2 separate regions of the Homo sapiens genome follow, and region 1 is linked to region 2. Evidence: chromatin loops called from intact Hi-C (ENCODE). Cell type or tissue: ascending aorta. All regions are shown on one strand.

The links. A loop is a pair of places that touch in the nucleus more often than their neighbours do. Peaks named below come from ENCODE experiments on the same cell type or tissue, not always from the same donor. Only the 100,000 strongest peaks of a DNase experiment are listed, where the experiment ranks them.
Region 1: a loop joins it to region 2, with 4 times the contacts of the local background. A loop is called at or near these places in 5 of 110 quality-filtered maps.

The regions. Positions count from the first base shown.
Region 1 is chrX:72,563,487-72,565,986 of GRCh38, reverse strand. The region is part of intron 4 of HDAC8 (histone deacetylase 8); the gene reads left to right. Among named protein-coding and RNA genes, the nearest start is that of HDAC8, 8.1 kb to the left of the region's middle. In ascending aorta, no CTCF peak of the experiment used is centred here; no DNase peak of the experiment used is centred here.
Region 2 is chrX:72,619,678-72,622,177 of GRCh38, reverse strand. It overlaps PHKA1 (phosphorylase kinase regulatory subunit alpha 1), which reads left to right. Exons shown (of 32, transcript NM_002637.4): 19 at 1,277-1,453. Among named protein-coding and RNA genes, the nearest start is that of HDAC8, 48 kb to the right of the region's middle. In ascending aorta, no CTCF peak of the experiment used is centred here; a DNase peak (open chromatin) is centred at 1,457; H3K27ac peaks cover 2,500 bases.

The sequences.
Region 1 (2,500 bases), 56 kb after region 2:
TTTGTAGAGATGAGGTCTTGCTATGTTGCCCAGGCTGGTCTCAAATTCCTGGCCTCAAGTGATCCTCCCACCTTGGCCTCCCAAAGTGCTGGCATTACACATGACAGCCACTGCACACCGCCTGCCTTTTTTTTAAATTCAAAATAAAGACAATGACTGCTAGGAGAAAAAAAATGACCCTCTCCCCTCCCAGGTGCAGAGTGAAAGGAGAAAGCTAAGCTTCTCTGAACGAAAGACTTCTAGGTCCTCTTGGGCTTGGCAAGTTGAGAAGAAAAGTAGTGTGGCTTCATAGAAAAGGCTTGCTTCTATGAATGACATCCAGTTTATTATGCAATTAAATTAACTGCAGAAGGCCTACTAGGGCCTGGGTCATTTTCCAGTGGAGTACTCTGCTTCTTATTACTGTTTTGCTGCCAAAGGAAGTACACTCTGTCTTGACCCAATCACGACTGCTTCTGGGCTGCACACAGACATGGGGATACCCACATATATCGCCTTAACTGTTGTAGACATCTTTCAGCTGATCCTGCATGGAAACGGACATGCCTGTGATAAATATAAATTACAGAGTCTCTAGAGATTGCCCCAGTTTAGGTCTGAATTCCAAGGTGTTCTTGGCATAACTAGAACCTCTCTGTAGATGGACTACAGGCATTTAGGCCACAAACTTACATCTAGCCAACATTTACCTATTATAATCACAATATTTGCTTAAACTTCCCATCTGCAAATATATGTACAGATTCATACATGCCATTTATTCATTGAACAAGCATTGATTAGGCACCTACTACATGTCAAATGTATGTTTATCATCACCAGTAAGCAGAGATATAGAAATTGAAGCAAGATATATTGTTTCCCCTACCAAGTTTGAAAAAGATTCTTTATTTCAAAATATCCAGGTGGTAGAAGGATTACAGTGAAATTAATACAACCCCTTTTGAAAACCTTGGAAGTGTTAAGAATGGGAAAAAATGTTCATACCAGTTGGGCCAGTAACAATATTCTTGGCAATCTATTCTAAGGAAATAAACCAATTCTACCTGCAAGAAATTTATATCTTAGGAGTAAGACAGCAAATAATTGCATTTGAAAGCTAAAAAAGGATGATTTTCAAAGAATATTCTACAAAAGAAGAGTAACGAAGGACTAATACTATTAGATATTAAGCATCCAAAACTACAGTAATGAAAACACTGGTACAAAAATTAGACAGATAGGTTATAGTACACCCCCCACCCCAACAAAGAGACCAATTATATAGAATTTAATCTATTACAAAGGATGCATTGCAAGTGAATGGGAGTTGAAAGGTCTGTTGAGTAAATGAATGGTATTGTGACAGCTTGTACCATTATACCCTCATCTACTGTAATAAACTAAAATGAGTGACAGCTAGATTGAAAAGTTAAATATTTAAAAAAGCAAATTTTAAACACTAGAGTGAATGGATATTTATCAAGCTTCTAAAGGGGAAGAATTTTCTAAGCTTAGAAAGTAATTTTTTAAAATCACAAAGGAAAAGATCAAACCCGACTGTACAAAATTTTAAAACCAAAATAACTTTTAAAAGGTTTTTTGGCTATTTTCAAAATCTAAACACAGACTGAAAAAGCCTATGTATCATAAATATGACAAAGTGTAATAGGCTTGTATTATCTAACCCACTCCTACAATATAATGTATAAGAAGAAATCTGCACAAAGAACACGAATAGACAATTTACAAAGGAGTTTAAGGACAACTGGAAAACATTGGAAAATGTTCATCACTACTAATCAAAGAAATGTAAATTAAAACCATTAGGTAAGCCTCTTTTTTTTGAGACAGAATCTCGGCTCTGTCATCCAGGCTGGAGTGCAATGGTGTGATCTCGGCTCACTGCATCCTCTGCCTCCCGGGTTCAAGCGATTCTCCTGCCTCAGCCTCTTGAGTAGCTGGGATTACAGGCGCGTGCCACCATGCCCGGCTAATTTTTTTATTTTTAGTAGAGACGGGGTTTCACCGTGTTGGTCAGGCTGGTCTCGAACTCCTGACCTCATGATCTGCCTGCCTCGGCCTCCCAAGGTGCTGGGATTACAGGCATGAGCCACCACTTTTTAAGCCTAAATTTAACAGAATTGAAAAAGATGGTACTCAGTTTCCTAGTGAGTGTGGTTTGGAAGAAAGCATTTTGGTAGCCAATGTGTATTAATGCCCTTTGATCAGGTAATCTTACTTCTGGGAATGTGGCCTAATTTTTTTTTTAAATATGGGAAACAAACTATTTTCATGAAGGTATTTATCAGTGTTATTTATAAAATTTTAAAAACTAAAATAACATGAATGCCTAGCAATAAAGGAATGGTGAATCTACTCCTTAGAATATTATCCTATTGTTTTACTGTTTTTCTTCTGTGCAAAAGCTTTTTGTTTTTATTTATTTATTTATTATTTACTTATGAGACAGGGTCTTGCTCTGTCGCCCAGGCTGGAGTGCAGTTGCACGGTCTTGGCT
Region 2 (2,500 bases):
TTCATTCATTCTGTGTTTGTTTTTGTAAGATCTAAAACAGTTGAATTTCTTTGTTGGAAAAGTACATTAAATACAAGGCTATTTACTGTTATCAGTAATAACAAAAGTCATGATGTCTTGGCATAAAATACTTTGAAAATTAAATGAGAAGATCATATATTGAGATTGTTTGCTCTTCTATGGGTAGTTGTGATTTTTATCTGTAGTACTCATTCCATTGGATTACTAAAATATATATTTCTAATGATACGTGTTACTGAATTTGACATTATGGCATTCTGAGTCACTTTCCTAGTTCCGGGTTTACTCATCAGTGTTCTCAAAATGAATGTATTTATTGCTTGCCAGCCCTTCTGTGGGTAAAGAGCTTCTCTCCATATTCTTCATAATCCTCCACTCAAGTCTCTAGATTGTATTCAAGGTTACAATCTTTGTCATTAGGATGTCACTGAATATGAGCTCCATTCTTACAGCTCTACTAGTTCGCATTAGTCACATCAGAGCACAGAAAGACATCTGGAGAGATCAGTAAATATCATCAAAAACCAGAAGACTCATGACTGATACAGCAGACTTTGGTATCGATCTGAATAGTGTGTTTTTCTAACTATAAACCTTGTGAATATTCATGTAAAGTCTGAAATATTAAGCTTCCACAGGATATATGTATGTTTTTCTTTCCATTACCCATACTCAGAGATAATGTTATAGAAGGTATATGGGAGAAGGGGAGCCCAAGAAGATAGGGACCATATCCATCCTCTTCACCACTGAAATGTCAGCACCTAGTACACTGCCTGGTACATAGCAGCCAACAAATATTTGCTGAGTAAACAAACGAGGTGACTAAGAAGATTTTTGCCCTTTCCTGGCCCTTCCTCACCAAAGTCCCCTCACATTAGTGTGACCTGAAGCTCCCTGTTCTGTTCCTCCTCCATCCCTGCCACCATTACTATCACATGCACACACACAAATACACAGATTGCTAAATGCTTGCTCCAATGTAAAACAAGCTCATACTGCTTTCAAGAACCCTGACCTTGTCTCAGCAAGTTGAAGAGGAGGTGGATCCTAGTAAATGGCCATGGTCACTGGATCTTAAAGTGATGAGGTTATATCATGATCACAAGCTTTTCCTCCATGAGCTAAAAACAACCTACTTCTGGTGCTGTGTTGTGAGCACAGGAGCCAATCATTCTCTTTGCTGGGGTAGATTGTAAAGTAACTAAAATATTTTCATTCTTTTCTCTTCCCCCTCCCCCCACTAACCTTGCAGCTCGCTGTGGTGATGAAGTTGCTCGTTATTTAGATCACCTTTTGGCGCACACTGCTCCCCATCCTAAACTAGCCCCTACCTCACAGAAGGGAGGGCTAGATCGGTTCCAAGCTGCTGTGCAAACAACCTGCGACTTAATGTCCTTGGTGACCAAGGCCAAGGAACTGCATGTACAGAGTGAGTAATGCCGTGACTCACCAGAGTCAGGCACAGGATGACGTGAAGCCCAGGATAGGGGCGGGCATTGATTACAATGTAAGCAGGAACTTTAGTTTTCTTCACTGCTTTATCCCCCGCATCTCAGACAGCACCTAGAACATATTAGACACTCAAATATTTGTAAAATGAGTGAATTGTGTATAGTTATGCTGCAGGTAGTGCTATGTAGTCTGGTTTAACTGGTAACATGGTAAGAAGAGGCAGAACAAGAGACATGGAGCATATTCAACTATAACATTAAAGTTTGAAATGGTAGAAAGGGTTTTTCCTTTGGGAAAATTACTTCTATGGAATTTTCTTGTTGTTCCAGCAATGTAGAGCTGTTTTGTCAAATATAATACTCATTCTTTACAACTTTGCCATTCTTCTCCCCATGGCCACTACCCTCCTTCAGTTGTATTCACAGTGGAGGGTGTCTTCTGCCACACATTGCCAGGAGTAGTCATAGTTCCTAAGAGTGTTCAATGTCTTTATAGTAGCTGGATATGAAAGGAGAGAAGGGCTCCTTGGCCACACCTAGAAGACCTGAATGTTAACATTTTACAGATGAGGAGAATGACTGAGATGCATGCTCTTGCTGTCTAAAACTTTATTGACCATTACTAACCAAATACATTAAACATGAACATTGGGAATCATTTAACATTTATAATAGGGAAAAGCTCAGCATACCCTCTGAGTATGCTTCCTCGAGAAAGGGCTTATATGAAGAGATGAAATTTATTGTTATACTTCTCAATTGTGAACCAGAAAACTTGGGCTTAATTCCCAGCTCTGCTACTTACTTGCTTGAACAGTTATTTGAGCTCTGTATCTCTCTTTCTGTATCTGTAAAGTGGTGAAAATTACAAATCTTTCCTTAGAAGTGATGGTAAGTATTTCAACAATGAACTGTAAGTAAAAAATCTTAGGAATATCTCAAAGTTGGTCAGCAACTACATTTTTCTTATTCCCTAGATAGGATCATCCATTCACTTATTCTTAGGGAAATTTAACCACTAGCAG